Regions from separate parts of the Mus musculus genome. Here region 2 is linked to region 1. The links are chromatin loops, found by intact Hi-C in ENCODE. Cell type or tissue: gastrocnemius. All regions are shown on one strand.

Region 1 (8,000 bases):
TCCCGGGCAGGGTTCTCCTGGGTGTTGGGATAGCAATTTCCTCTAGTTTGTTTCTCATGTGTACCTCACCACCACCAAGCCCTCAGGCAGCACCCTCCGCTGCCTCACTCCTTGTCCCTGTTGCCTGACAGAAACATGGCATCAGGTGGGTGGTGATTGGAGATGAGAACTATGGTGAGGGCTCAAGCCGGGAGCATGCAGCACTGGAGCCTCGCCACCTTGGGGGCCGGGCCATCATCACCAAGAGCTTCGCCAGGATCCACGGTGAGCCAGTCATCCCCATTGACAAGTGCTGCTCCTTCACTCAAGGCTCCAGGTCACTACTTTGCCATGGCTGACTTGGAGTCGGCCATATTTCATAGCCTGTCCCACCTACCCAAGGCCAAGGTGGCACTGCCCAAGTCTGATATCCATAACACTGGTCTTGGTTCTTAGTTTGTCAGTTGAAATCTAAGGGATGCAGCATGTACATCCAGACTAATGCAGACCTGCTTGGAGTGCTACTGTGGAAAAGGGTCACTGGCACACAGCAGGCTTGGGTGCTGGAGCCATGGCCTGCTTGCCCCACAGTAGGACTGGGGTTTCGGGTGGGGTCTGTCTCATATCCCTTGTGTTAGAGAAGAGTGCCTGGGGCTCCTGAGGAGCCTTGGGTAGAGGAACCACACTGCAACTTCATATTTGTCTAACAGAAACCAATCTAAAGAAGCAGGGCTTGCTGCCCCTCACCTTCGCTGACCCCTCCGACTATAACAAGATTCATCCAGTGGACAAGCTGACCATTCAAGGCCTGAAGGACTTTGCCCCTGGAAAGGTCAGGCTAGGAAGAGGGAAACAAACCTGGGATCTCTTGGGTGGGTGGGGTTGGGCAATCGCCTTGTTTCCTGTCCTGCTACACCCATTCATACAGCTCTTGTAAATCCGTGTTCCAGCTGAAAGCCAACCCAGACATGAGCCCTGGCCTGGCACTTAGTATCCAACAGCTTGCCTGATACAATCTTGGGTTTTAAGAGGCCCCAGTGAGGACTGTGTTCCTCGGAGCACCGTCTGCTCCCCAGCCCACACCCATTCTTCTATTGCAGCCTCTGAAGTGCGTCATCAAGCACCCCAATGGGACCCAGGAGACCATCCTCCTGAACCACACCTTCAACGAGACCCAGATCGAGTGGTTCCGTGCAGGCAGTGCCCTCAACAGGATGAAGGAGCTGCAGCAGTGAGGAGCCAGGCTGGCTGTCCTGACCCACTCTGGACCCTGCTGGATGTCACTTTTGTCACAGGTCCATGTGCATCATCAGAGCCTAATCTGGTCTGTGCAGCATGACCTCCTGCTCTAAGATGGTGACCAGACCTGCTTCCTGCCTAGCCTCAGCCCAGTGAACCACCATTGAGGGCGTTTAAGATAATGTTCCAGCCCCGCCTTCCTGTTCAGTTTGGTTTCTCTTTGAGCAGCCCATGCAACTGTATTTATTTTTGATGACAGCACTCCCTCTACAGAAGTTTTTATTCTGCCTGATCATTTCACTGGTGGCTGAAGGATTTTAGAGAAACTTGTTCTTAAAAGAAAAAAAAAAAGATCCATATCTATTAATGTTCTGCCTGAGTGATTGATGTCTACTATTACCAGCATGAGCTAATGGAGGGTTTTTCAAGCAAAGATTCCATCAGGCCTTGGTCACATCTGGACCCTGGTCACAAGTACCTGCAGTAGAGGAGAGCTTCAGAGACCAAGAGCTACCTCCTCTGTTCCCCCGGGGCTACAGTACTAGACCTGGTCTTTACCTTGAGAGTAGGCACAGCGCCTACCTTAAAAACAAAGCTGTTGTTGCTGCTGCTGCTGCTAGTGGCACACACTTTAATCCTGGCAGAGGCAGATGGGTCTGAGTTCAAGTCCAGTGTAGACTACAGAGTTAAAACAGCCTGAGAAGGAATCTGCCCCAGGACACAGCTAATAATCAAATGCTGCATGCTGTCTGCCCCTCTAGCCTCCGCAGCAGAGATGTGAGGAGACAGGCTCTCTCCATTAGGCTGCATCAGCTAAATCTCACATGTAAAGGCCCAGGCAGGCCATGGCAGTATGTCACAAAACAGTATTTATCACACAAGTGCCAGTGAGAAAGGGACAGTAGGACTAGACAGTCATCTGTGGACCTGGGGCTGCCCTCATGGTCAGCTGAGGCAGCAGCAGCCCCAGGCTTCCTATGAGTAGGCCTCCATCTCCACTTTCTAGACAGGGAGGGGTTTGGCTCATTTGGAAGGCTCTGCCTACCAGACTCTGGCAGTAAGGGTGCTGCTCGGTATTCTCACGTCAGCAGCAGCTGACAGCACCGACCCAAAACCCCCGTCCAGTGACCTTTACCTTTATCACACCGCCACTAGGTTCAGTACTCAGTCTGGTCCCATAAACAAAGATCTACTGCCTGTGGGCTTGGGAGAGGTCATCTCTAAATGGACCTTGGGGTGAGGCAGGACATGCTATCCCAGATTGACAATTCAGTGACCTTAGATGGTGATGTCAGCTAATGAAAAGGGGAGGTTCCTGCTCTGCCACCAGTATTTATTAAATGTATTCTGCGTCACTGAAAGCCAGAAGTTCATAGGATAGACTGGGCCTAGCTCAGTAGTACAACACCCACCTAACATGAAAGAGGCCCTGGGTTCCATCCTCAGCCCTGAAGAAATTACAAAAACCACCAAACAGTCCTTGTGATGGGGAAGCAGCTCCCCTGGGAGAATGCCTCCCTGGTGTGCACGAGTCCTGGGACCCATCCCTACCTTCCACATAGGCTCAAGGTGGCACTGCACACCTGGAATCCCAGCTGGAGGATCAGAAACTCCAGGCTACTCTATGCTATACAGCAAGTGAGAAGCCAGCCTGGATCCATGACACTCTGGAGACGATTCAGGGTGGCTCCAGACCAGAGAAGCAGTGCTGGGGAGGGAGAGGACAAGCACTTGTCACTGCTCCTGGTCCCACCAAGCTTGGCTCTGGAGAACACTCAAACTGCTCTCTACTTTCCCAAGTCTGGACAGGGTCTTCAGGCTGGGCAGTCACTGTGAGCTCCAGGGCTAGTTGCTCGTCCACCAGGAGAGAAGGCCTAGTCCTGGCTCACTGATAGATCCCTGCCAGAGACAGAAAAACAAACAAGTACACTCATCACTACTCAGAGCTGGACTGCCCGGGACACGAGGGACTAGTACCCTACCCTGTTCAGCACCTAGCAGGCCCAGCACAGCAAAGGAAGGTCAGGGTTCACAACAGCTAGGAGGCTATGGAGAGACTGGGAGCCATACCACCATTTCTGCCCTAGCTCGCCAGGGTTTTAGAAAAGAGACTCCAAAGCCTTAAGTGGGATCAGGTAATCTTTCCTCAACCCCAGACTTGTCTTTCTGAGCTCCCAAAGTTGCCCAGAGGGAGCAGCCTGAGAAACACTTGGAGCCCTGCTCCAGCCTCAGCTTTGATCTCTCTAGCCTTAAAGATCATGATACCCAAAATTTCACCTTGCCTGCCCATCATCTACAGCAACCTTGTCACCTCATGGTCCCAGCCCTCAAAAGCAGACTAGTGTGACTGGCAGATGACATTCACAAGAGACCTGACCTGCTAAAAGGGTTCTAGGAATGAAACCTCAAAAAAGCAGTCTCCTGTCAGCTTACCACAAGTGTATATGGTGCTTCCTTCTTGGGCAGCTCCTCGCTTGAAGAGGCAGCCTCGGCGGAACTGGGTCCTGTGGGGGATGTGTCCACAAAGCTCTCATCCACCACCCTGAAGCGGATCTCCTCCCCAGTGTCCATGTACAGGTCATGCGCTCCTTCCTCCGTCTCGTACTCCCACACCCACACTTGCTCCGCTTCATCACTGGGGTCCAGCGTCAAGGCCACAATCGTGTCATGGGAGTACATGAGGCTGAGGGGTCTCTGAAGCACTTACCCAAGTTAAAACCAACCCTAGGTTGAGACTCTGTGCTAGGAAATGCAGTGAACGCTGCTTCTGCCCCTTGGAGAGGAGCCAGTTTGTACCAGGACCCAAGATGAGAATGACAGTCCCGCATCTAGAAGTGAGAATTGTCTGGGTGCCCTGCACTTCTGTTAGTCCTAATCTAACTAATCTAACAGGCAGGCAGATCGTGGGCTTGCCCTGGTCTCAAGATGAGAGGCAGGTTTGACTGCCGCCTGCCTGAGGAGGAGGAGAGACAACAGAGCAGGGCCACAGTCTCTGCAGGCCTGGGTGAGAGGAGAGGCTGAGCACCTGCCCTACTCCTCCCCATACCCTACAGAGCCATGCTGCCCTCTAGTGGCACACTGCATTCTCCATGTCTGCCGAGAACCATGAGTGCAGTTGTCACATACCACCTGAGCCCCTCCTGGGACCAGTGACATTCCCATTAAAACAGTCCCAGAACTGGGGTGAAAACAAACAGCTCTGTACTCTACCCCACATGCTGGGAAATGGAGGCAACCAGCCAGGGTGAAGCTGCTGGGGACATCTGAACCGACTCCTGCAGAGACAGCCTGAGTAAAGTGACTAGGGGTGACAAGAGCCCCAAAGATATGTACAGCTCTATTACCCAGCCTGTCAGACATGGGCATGTGGATACCATGGTCAGAACTGGAAGCAGAGGTGGCCTGGGGTTTCACACCAGCACCACCAGCAGTGGCAGATCACAGAGCTGCCAGGGTCACCACAGGCTGTCCACTTGCCTCAAATCATACTTGAGAGGATACAACTTGGCAGGCTGCTGCAGTGACTCAGGGGGGATGAGAATGTCATCAAAGAACCCTAAAGAGACTGGAAGAAATGATGACATGAGATGGGGTCTCTTTCCTGTGTGGCCCAGGTGTCCCCTCCTCCCTCAAAGTCGCAATTCTGTATCTATACTACCCACATGTGCTGAGCAGCCCCGGGCAGCTCCCAGTCCTGAGCTCCAGCCTTCCCAGCTCACTGCATATAGAGACCACAGGGACTAGAGCCTGTCACCTCCACCAGCTCAGCACCTATCTCAGCCCCTAAGCTGTGGCCTTACTCCATCCTTGAGAACATGAGGGGATGAGGCACCCCTCGTCTGGCGCTACAACATCTACTGCCCACCCCACTGTGCTCCAGCCTTACCCCAGGGGTCAGGGCACCTTACCGTGCACACCCTCTGGGCTGCAGCCTTTGATCTTCCCAATGAGGATCTCATCCAGGAAGGGGTGAAACACCACGTAGCGGAAATGGACTAGAGAAGAAGGCCACACGGTTAAGAGTCACGCCAGGTCTCCAAGAAGGCCGCAGAGCCTAGAGCTGCTCATATTCGCCAATGCCCACCTCACTTAGCCAGCACTTCACCTCGTGCTGAGTCTTCTTTCAGGCCTAGACCTGTCTGTCCACTAAGGCATGCAAGGTCACAGCTTGGTCCCCATAAGGAACCATCAGCAGCTGCTGCCCTGGAACTGAGGCTGGCTTCCAAATGCATCTTAGCCATACCTGAGCCTCAATCTGGGCCATCAGCCACTCCAAAGTCAATTCCAAACAACCTTCAGGCTGTCCTTCGCATTCCAAGAGGATAAAAAGGAAGTTCCTGTCTCCTGAGGCCTGAGCAAGCTGACCCTCAGCACAGAGCTGACCTGGGTTAGGATACTAAAAATGCCGAGGCTGCCTGCCTCGGCTGTGGTGAGGGCGACACATAGGTGACTTCATGGGTTCCTGCTCACTTGAACCCAAGGAAAATGCCAGCTGAAGCTGTGCCAACAGCAGAGGCCACACCTCACTGGCCCTCTCACCCAGGAAGATGCTCTCTGCCAGCAGACTGCCCATATGAGCCTCCTGTGACAGACACCGTATTCTACCACACAGAGGAAGAGGAGGCAGCTCAGGGGCTGTGTCCTGTTCCAACCACACAGTTCTGCCCACTCAGCCATGGATAGACTCTAAGGCAGCGGTGCTCAGCCTTCCTAATACAGTTCCTCATGCTGTGGTGACCCCAACCATAAAATCATTTCACTGCTACTTCATAACTGTAATTTTGCTCTGTTATGAATCCTAATGCAAGTATCTGATATTCAACCCACAAAGAGTTGTGACCACAAGCTGAGAATCGCAGACAAGGCCACCATGCTGAACGCACCTTCCTCAGACAGACCCACTACCAGCACTGGCTTCTACCAGGACTCCTTCAGTTGCCTAGCCTGCCAGCACCCATCTTAGGACATCAGGGCCTACCATGCCTGGCTCTGTCCAACTGCACTCTACCTTCGGTGAGGTGACAACCTGAACATGACCGAGGCTTCTGCTAAGTCTCGCCATGGGTGACTTACGCACAGGATGGAACACCGTGCCCTCCCTCCATAAGACCTAGCATTCAGCTCAAAGCTCCTGCCAGGCCCAAGCCCTGCTTAGCTGGGCATGTGCTGGGACAGCACAGCATTGAACCCAGGGCCCACAGCCTGACCACCATGTCTGAAAGCAAGCGGTGAGCACCTCAGGGTACACACAGTAGAACAACAGTCAGCCTCGAAAAGGAAGGCTGGGCCGGGCAGTGGTGGCGCACCCCTTTAATCCCAGCACTTGGGATGCAGAGGCAGGCAGGTTTCTGAGTTCAAGGCCAGCCTGGTCTACAGAGTGAGTTCCAGGACAGCCAGGGCTACACAGAGAAACCCTGTCTTTAAAAAAAAAAAAAAAAAAAAAAAGTAAAAAAAAAAGAAAAAACAAACAAATAAATAGATCAATAAATAAATAAATATTAAAAAAAAAAAGGAAGGCTGGAGCTGGGTATGATGGCGCATGCCTTTAATCCCAGAACCCTGGAATTAGAGCTCTGTGAGGTCGAAGCCAGCCTGGTGTACATAGTGGGTTACAGGACAGCCAGAGCTACACAGAGAAACCCTGTCTTAAAACAATAAAAGACTAGAGATGTGGCATGAGGCTCTTGAGTTTCCATCCCCAGGACTGTACTTCATTGCCCCCAGACTGCCCAGGGCATGTTTCATTGGCTTTTAGTTACCAGGCATAAAGCAAACAGATCCCAGGATGGGTGCTCCCCAACCCTTGGGGTGTGCTGTTTCTGTGAAAAGGACAAATTCCTGATTCCACTCACATGCGGCACTGGTCTGGTGAGCCAGAAAGCAGAAGAGGGCCAGCAAAAATGCTCAGGAATAAAGAGGCTTGCCCCAAGTCTGACCCTGAGTTTCTGAGGTTCCTGCAGTGCTCCATGGCCCTCCAAGGATTGTAGAGCCCGAGTGGCGCTCGCATGGTGTGATACAGTGTGCTTAGCTGCCCAGGCCCCATCCTAGGCTCAGAGCCAGAGTCAAACATGGGTCTTGTACTTGACATTTCCCACCAGGAGACAAGAAATGTAGGGGGAGCAGGGTGTTTGGGGCGATCCAATCCAATCCTGGAGAGCAAGTGCCAAACATTGCCAGTGTGAGGGCAGCACTGTTTCTGGCCTTCCTCAGGTTGGATACCTTCTAGCCCTTGCCTCTGGACAACAGGCTCTTGGCTTAGCTCACAGCGTTCTCTGAAAACAGAAGCCTTGCCCTTGGCCAAGTGCAGAGCCCAGCGTGGCTTGGCACTCCTCTCTGAGAACAGGGCTCCTCAGAGCGTTCTCCACTCTGGGCTCCCTTTTCTCCTCACGAGAATGCCTAGTCCACACAAAGACAGCCTGTTTCCTGGGGCTCAATTGATGAGTCGCAGAGTGCCCGCACAGACCCCATGCTATCTCCAAACACCCCAGGACACTCACCCACCTATCTCTGGGCTATGAAGATGGCCAACACAAAGACAAGGCTCACTGTGGCTTTTCTGTCTGTCACTTTGCTGGGCAGGCTGCGGATCTACACTGCTGTCCAGTGCCAGGAGAGAAAGCTACAGAGACGCCCTGGCCACAAGCTCCGCCCACCACTCCTGCAGGTTCTGCCCAGCAGATGCACGGACCTTTCGGTTTTACTGCATTTTCCCTCAACAAGGGGCAGAGTCTCATTCTCTAGCCCTTAGTTTTAGCCATGTGGCATCTTCTGGCCAATGGCAT
Region 2 (8,000 bases), 180 kb before region 1:
AACATTATATTTAGTGGTGCCCTTTTTTCTTTTAAAAATGTATATGTTGTACTTTTTCCTGGGAAACTTGTTCTTTTTTCATTGTAGAACTGTGTAACTGTTGTTAATAAGAACTTTGTGCCAGGTAGAGTGACTCTTGCCAGCCTTTAACCCTGGTGCCCGGGCAGAAGAGTCAGAAGGATCAAGGATGGCCTTCTCTACACAGTAAGTTCCAGGCCAGCCAAAGCTGCATAGTGAGACCCTGTCTCAACAAACCATGCTACTGATTGAATATTAAGTCATCTTGAAATTGTCTCTGCCCAAAGAATTAGTCCACTGCCTTTTAAGCAAATTCTCAGGTCAAAAGCAAAAAAAAAAAAAGCAGCCTTTAATATCACAGGAATGGCCTCCAGCCCCATGGCTAGCTAGTATTGTTCTCTTCGGAAACATCTGGAGCCTGCCCTCCACAGTCCACATTGCTCTCAGCACTCATCTTCGGGGTTCTCACGATGCCACCCCATTAAGCTTTGCTTAGAGCATTCAACTGCTTTTCTAGTCCAACGTTCCAAAGTCGTCTTCCATTCCTTCAAGAAACAATATGGCGGGTTCTCTCCAGCAATTGCCCACCCACACTCAGGACCTACTACTCCTGTACTAATTAACTTTCTGTTGTTGTGGTAAAGCACCATGACCAAAGAAACTTAAGGAAGGAGTTTATTTGGGCTTACAGTTTGAGAGGTGCACAAGTCTGTTCTGGCAAGAAAGCCTCGGGCCTGGCAACCGGAACTCAATGTGCCACAAGCATGAGATTAAACTAGAAGTGGTGTGAGCCTTTAAACTCCCATAGCCCACCCCCAGGGACATACTTCCTTCAGCAAGACCACGCCTCCGAAACCTTCCCACAGGGCACAGCACCACCACCAGCAGAGGACCAAGTATCCAAATACCCAGGACTCTGGGGGATATCTCTTTCAAAGCACACTAACCATGTAACCGTGTCTGGCCTGGAACTCAAGGTGATCGGCCTGCCTAGAGCTGGGGCTAAAGACATTATGTCTGGCTCCATTGTCTTATTTTTAAATTAACAATTATGCGAACATCAATGCTTTACTTATGCTTGTGGTGAGCCTGCATCAGGGTTCTCTGATAGATTATTTCTTCACCGGTGAGATGAGTCAATTCAAGCCAGATTAGATTATATTAAAGACAGGTTTATTGGGAAGCTCCTCTGGTGTGCAGAGAGAGAAGAGGAGACGTGAAGAGGTAGAGAGAAAGAGAGCGAGCAAAATGTCTGAATTATATATGGAGGACACTCTGGGGGAAGAGCAGCCCAACACCTGGGCTGAAAAGTTCAAGGTTGGGGACAGGATATGCCAGGTAGGGACTGAGGGATGCTGGGAGAACTTGGAGGCCAGGTCTGCTTTGATAGGTAAAATAATGTGCTTCAGCCCCAAACCAAACGTTCCCCAGTGACAGAGAACTAACCGGAGAGATGGATGGAGAGATTGTTCGTAAGGAACTGGTGCACATGAATATGGAGACTGATAATCCCCACTCCACCCCCCATGCTCTGATGAGGATCGAGCCCAGGGCCTTGCACGTGTTCTGAATTAATTAAGCTCTGTACCCAACTCTGTGACAAGTCCCAAGAAAGCCTCGGGCTTTGCATTTACCAAGTTGGAGACTCAAGAAAGTTGACGGTTTCATTGCAGTCTGATGGGTAGGTGCAGGGAAGAAGTAATATTTCAACTGGAGACCAAAGTCGGTAAACAAAATCCAATGTCCCAGCTTGAAGACAGAGGGGACTTTCCTCTCTGCTTTGATGTACTGGCTAGACCTCCCTCCGATTGGCCAAGACCCCTCCTCCTTACAGAGGGCAATCTGTTTTACACAGTCTGTCAATTTCAATGTTAAACTCATCTAGAAAATATCCTCACTGAGATGCCCAGGACAATGTTTGGCATTGTTTGTTTGTAAATGTCTGGGTACCTTCCAACCTGTTCATATTATACGTAAAATTCCCCACCACAGGGACAGAGGATTGAGTTCAGCAGTACTGTATGCTTCCTGTGTGTAAGGGCCTGTTTTGTTATTAATCCCCCAAACCACAATAAAACATATAAATAATAAAAGTAGTCATCAGGGCTGGCGAGATGGCTCAGTGGGTAAGAGCACTGACTGCTCTTCTGAAGGTCCTGAGTTCAATTCCCATCAACCACATGGTGGCTCACAACCATCCGTAATGAGATCTGACTCAGTCCCTCTTCTGGTGTGTCTTAAGACAGCTACAGTGTACTTATTTATAATAAATAAATAATTCTTAAAAAAAAAGTAATCATCAAGGGTCTGGAGAGATGGCTCAGTGGTTAAGAGCACTGACTGCTCTTCCAGAGGTCCTGAGTTCAATTCCCAGCAACAACATGGTGGCTCACAACCATCTGTAATGCGATCTGGTGCCCTCTTCTGGCCTGCAGACAGAACACTGTATAATAAATAAATAAATAAATAAATAAATAAATAAATAAATACATAAATACATAACTCCCTTAAAAAAAAAACCAAACAAACAAAAAAACAAAAAGTAACAAAAGTAACCATCAAGCCAGATGTGGTGATCCATGCCTTTAATTGCAGCACTTAGGGGTAGAGGCAGGCAGATCTCTATAAGTTCAAGGCTAGCCGAGGTTATATAGTATGACTCTGTCTCAAAAAAAATCATCACAGGAGGAGAACAATCACTATAATGAGGTTTCCAATAACAATGAACAACATACATGACAGCATATACCATGTAGCCTAGGTATGGTGTAGGCCCTCTCTTCTAGGTTTGTGTAAGAACACTCACTCTATAATGATTGCAAGATGATAAAAATCACCTAGCAATGCATTTCTCAAAGTGTGTCTCATGTTGCTAAGCAATGAGAGACTACGCATTATCTTATCTTAGGATTTCCCCCATGCTAACTCAGGTTGTGTTAACAAAGTACCATAGGCTGGGGGTCTTTAGTGACATAAAGCATTTATTCAGATCTGGAGTGTTGAAAATCCAGGATCAGCAGGGACAGACTCTCGGTATACTGACAGCCTTCTTCCTTGTTTACAGATGTCCCCTCTCTCCCCTACAGTCTTCCCCAGTGTCTCCTCTTATAAGGGCACCAATCCTATTCATGAGAACTCCACCCACATGGCCTGATTGTTGCCCAAAGATCTCAATGTATGGGGTTAGTCCAACACACACCCAATTTACAGATGAGGAAGAAGGAACTTAAGGCTAAATGGGTCCTTCCCTAAGCGTCATCAAGTTAAGACCTTTTGTGGGAGGTATAGACCTGGGACTGTGCTAGAGATGTGGAGACTTGGCAGCTTCTTAAATGTGTAAACGAACCTGAACAGGACTTCAAACAAGGTTGGCATGTGTGGCATGTGTGGCATGAGTTGGAGCTCTCCCTGGAGATAACAGTGTCAAAGCCTGGCACAGAAGGCACTCACTGAAAGGATACATGAATGATATACTTGTCAATTTCTCAAGGCCAAGCCTTGGCTTCCTAGCTCTTGTGACTTACTCATGTGACAAGTCCTTGGGGGTAATGAGTGACAGACCCAGAATACGATGATCCCCATCATGGTACAGTGGTCACGGCTTATGGGACAGGTATCAAGTCTTCGACTGAATTGTGCCCGAATCGTCCTTAGATGTGTGACCTTGACCCAATCACTAAATGCTTGTATTTGTTCCTCACCTCCTCACCAGAAAGTCGTGAGAGGACTGAGTTAGCCATAGCCAGGCTGACTCCATGACAGGCTGCAAACTGACAGTTTGGGAGACTAGGCTGCAAGTTTCTGTTTGCCAGAAATGGTAACTTGCATCCAGGAACCAGTGATCAGGCAACCACAGCCTTGGGCAGCCAATCAGAAGACACCTTGTCATCGGGAACAGGTAGCTGGAATGAATAAGCAAACCCCCAGGAAGGCCTCCAGAGTCTTAACCAATTGCTGAGAATTAGTCAGACCCCTAGAGATGGAGCTAACCAATCAAGGTAAAAGAGCACATACTCACCCCTGGAAGTCTGTGAATAAAAGCTGGGCCTGCATGCCCACTAGGTGTCTCTATTCCCAATGGGGAGACCCTTGAATCCAGGAAATTCCGTTGAATAAATGCTCTTTGCTTTTGCATAAGATTTGAGTGTGGGGTATCATTCTTTGGCAATTTGTGGACCCTAACTGTAGGTAAAAAGCAATCCCTGTCTTATAGAGCTTTTACGATGGTAAGAGACTTAATATATTGATGATGGAAAGATAGCTCAGTTGTTAAGAGCATGGGCAGTTCTTCCAAAGGATCTGGGTTCAATTCCCAGCATACACATGACAGCTCACAACTGTCTATAACTCCAGTTCCTGGGGATCTGATACCCTCACACACAGAGACAGTGCCAGGGGATCTAACACCCTCATGCAGACAGACAGACATACAGGCAAAACACCAATGCACATTAAACAAACAAACAAACAAACAAACACAGACTTGATATATGCTTATCTTTGCTCAGGATAAATAGGTGGTGGCTGTTAAGAATCTCTAAGCTTGTGGGGCAGTGGTGGTGCACGCCTTTAATCCCAGCACTTCGGAGGCAGAGGCAGGCAGATTTCTGAGTTCAAGGCCAGCCTGGTCTACAGAGTGAGTTCCAGGACAGCAAGGGCTATACAGAGAAACCCTGTCTCGAAAAAACAAACAAACAAACAAACAAGACTCTCCAAGCTTTGATGTGAGGACATGCAGGCTCACAGGGAAACGTCAGGACTCCTCTAAAACCAATCTCCTGGTGTGAGATTTTTGGTACTTATCTTCATAGCACCCCACCTCTGGTTGGGGTGTCTCTGACAGTCCAGTTTAACAAACTGACATCATATTGGAAAATTTAGAAGCTAGCATCCAGCCAAATCTTCCTTAATTGACAGACATTCCTCTTTGAAGGATATCTGGTATTTCATTGGCAGCTTGGGATGGCAGCATCTTCAGGCCTCTTGCCAGCTAATTCATTTGAGGCAGGATGTAGTAATCCAACTGGCTTCTGTAGCCTTATCCCCGAAATGAGTGCTATTAGCAGCGCTGCCTGATGTAGTAAGCTGTCAGGAATACTTCAACGTAAATTGCACAGGAGGTTTGGGAACTGGCATTGTTCAGTCTTTATCGTGGGCTAGAATTTAGACTAGTTGAGGCTGGCCTTAAATGCCTGATTCTCTTGCTTCATACCTCCATACATAACAGGTGCATGCCACACTGGTTTTGTTTGTTTGTTTGTTTGTTTGTTTTTAAATCTTGGTTTTGGATATGAGGTAACTGGTACTGTGTGATTGTTCGGTGTGCTTTGGGGTGTGTGTGTGTGTGACAGCTAGTGAACAAGGGCAGAGCAAGAAACCTTAAGTATTCCTAATGTTAGCCACGTGATTCTCACGGCTTCACCCAGAAACCCCCAGCTCCCACACGCACACTAAAGTTGCTACACTCAGACTGCCTCTTCTTTGAGCCCATAATCTTGAGTCTATCTCAAGCAAGCCAATGCTTGTTTGCATAGAAACACCAGTGACATATGAGAGCAACTGTACTCTGGCTCTGCTTCTGAGACTGCTCTCTCTCCTCCTCATCCTGGGCCTCACAAGGTAGTGAGGAGGGAGGAGGTGGTCACACTGGTAAGAGCTGAAGAGCTTTTCAAAGTAGGGGAGCAGGCAGGGCGGGGTAACACACCTTTAATTCTTTGAGAGGCAAAGGCAACTGGATGTCTGTGGGTTCAAGAGCAAGTTCCAGGATAGCCAGGGCTACACAGAGAAACCCTGTCTTAAAAAAGAAAAGAAAGGGGCTGGAGAGATGGCTCAGCCTTTAAGAGCACCAACTGCTCTTCCAGAGGCTCTGAGTTTAATTCCCAGCAACCAAATGGTGACCCACAACCATCTGTAATGGGATCTGATGCCCTCTTCTGGTGTGTCTGAAGAGAGCAATGGTGTACTCATGTACATAAAATAAATAAATAAATCTTTTAAAAAATCTTTAAAAAAAGAAAAGAAAAAAAAAAAAAAGAAAAGGAAAGGAAAGGAAAGGAAAGGAAAGGAAAGAAAAGGGCTGGGCTGGAGAGATGGCTCAGCAGTTAAGAGCACTGATTGCCCTTCCAGAGGTCCAGAGTTCAAGTCCCAGCAACCACATGGTGGCTCATAACCATCTGTAATGAGATCTGATGCCTTCTTCTGATGTGTCTGAAGACAGCTACAGTGTACTTACATATAATACATAAATAAATCTTTAAAAAAAAAGAAAGAGAGAGAGAGAGAGAAAAGAAAAGAAAAGAAAAGAAAATAAAAGAAAAGAAAAGAAAAGAAAAGAAAAGACTGGAGAGGTGGCTCAGTGGTTAAGAGCACAGTCTGTTCTTCCAGAGGTCCTGAGTTCAATTCCCAGCAACCACATGGGGGCTCCCACCCATCTGTAATGGGATCTGACGCCCTCTTCTGGTGATTCTGAAGACAGCTACATGTACTAATGTACATACAATAAATCTTTTTTTTTTTTTTTTTTTTTTTTAAAGATTTATTTATTTATCATATGTAAGTACACTGTAGCTGTCTTCAGACACCCCAGAAGAGGGCACCAGATCTCATCACGGATGGTTGTGAACCACCATGTGGTTGCTGGGATTTGAACTCAGGACCTTTGGAAAAGCAGACGGTGCTCTTAACCACTGAGCCATCTCTCCAGCCCACAATAAATCTTAAAACAAAAAGAAAAGTGGCTGGGCAGAGGGTGACTTTAATCCCAGCACTGGAGAGGAGGCAGAGGCAGGCTGACCTCTGTGAGTTCAAGACCAGCCTGCTCTATAGACTGAGTTCCAGGACAGCCAGGGCTACACAGAGAAACCCTGTCTCTTTGTACAGGGGGTGGAGGGTTGGAAAGAAAGAAAAGACAAGTGTATGAGCATTCGTTCCCTTTCCAACATGCCCTGAAAGAACAGTTACTAGGAACCCAGAGGCCATGCAGGACACACAGACTCTGGAGTCAGACCTCTCCTCTTGGACAGTTTCATCCCTGAGCTTTAGTTACCCACCTATAAAATGGGCATGCTAAGACCTGTGTTCCAGGATTCTTTTGTGGATTGAATAAGCTAACACAACCCTAGATTCTTGTCCCTCTTGAGCACCTGCCGTAGCGTATTTAAGCCAAAGCTCCCAAGGGTTTGACTAGCACAACAAGTGTCTGTTGAAGAGATAACATTTGTAAAGATGAAGTCTGCCAGGCTCGCAGCTGATTTGCAATAGATTAACTATACATACACACTCATGTGCATAAGATGGAGAGGAGAAAAAAGAGAAACTGCATCCTGGGAATGGGTACTTCAGGAATCAATAGAGCAGGTACTTACTATGTAAGATAAACACTGTGTGGAGTCAAAAGATCTGGATTCAAATCCAGCCTGTCTATTGGCAGTTCTGTGGCTGCACCATGGACACTCACAGATGCTCTGTTTGTTTAGTCTCTTTTTTATCTTGGTCCTTTTTAGCAACCTTAAATACTACCTTCTAGAAAGATCTCCAACAAAGTGGCTTTCTATGATAAAATTCTACTTAGGCTCTTTTGAACTTTCCAAATAAGTCTGAACTTTTGGGTTTGTTTATTTATCTCTGGATTATTTAATTTTATTTTAATTTTGCTAGGCAGTGGTGGCACACGCCTTTAATCCCAGCACTTGGGAGGCAGAGGCAGGCGGATTTCTGAGTTCTAAGCCAGCCTGGTCTACAGAGTGAGTTCCAGGACACCCAGGGCTGCATAGAGAAACCCTGTCTCAGAAAATAAATAAATAAATAAATAAATAAGTTAATTAATTAAATTTATTATCATTATTTTCTTTGAGATAGTGTCTCTCTATGTAGCTGACTGCTCTGGCTAGGTAGACCAGGCCTGCCTCTGCCTTCCAAGTGCTGGTGTTGAAGGTGTGCTTCACCAAGCCTGGCCCAATTGTCCAATTTTTAGCAAGCATGGC

What was found. Peaks named below come from ENCODE experiments on the same cell type or tissue, not always from the same donor. Only the 100,000 strongest peaks of a DNase experiment are listed, where the experiment ranks them.
Region 2: a loop joins it to region 1, with 2.8 times the contacts of the local background. A loop is called at or near these places in 6 of 42 quality-filtered maps.

Annotation. Positions count from the first base shown.
Region 1 is chr15:81,913,549-81,921,548 of GRCm38, forward strand. Aco2 (aconitase 2, mitochondrial) reads left to right here. Exons shown (of 18, transcript NM_080633.2): 16 at 132-264; 17 at 690-811; 18 at 1,080-1,589. The coding sequence ends at 1,214. Polr3h (polymerase (RNA) III (DNA directed) polypeptide H) reads right to left here. Exons shown (of 6, transcript NM_030229.4): 3 at 5,127-5,213; 4 at 4,720-4,783; 5 at 3,652-3,853; 6 at 1,482-3,117. The coding sequence ends at 3,064. Among named protein-coding and RNA genes, the nearest start is that of Polr3h, 8.7 kb to the right of the region's middle. In gastrocnemius, a CTCF peak has its summit at 4,279 (motif pointing left); DNase peaks (open chromatin) are centred at 4,280, 5,088, 5,719, 7,292 and 2 more places; H3K4me3 peaks cover 35 bases; H3K27ac peaks cover 5,699 bases.
Region 2 is chr15:81,736,104-81,744,103 of GRCm38, forward strand. No RefSeq gene overlaps it. Among named protein-coding and RNA genes, the nearest start is that of Zc3h7b, 5.0 kb to the right of the region's middle. In gastrocnemius, a CTCF peak has its summit at 4,088 (motif pointing right); no DNase peak of the experiment used is centred here.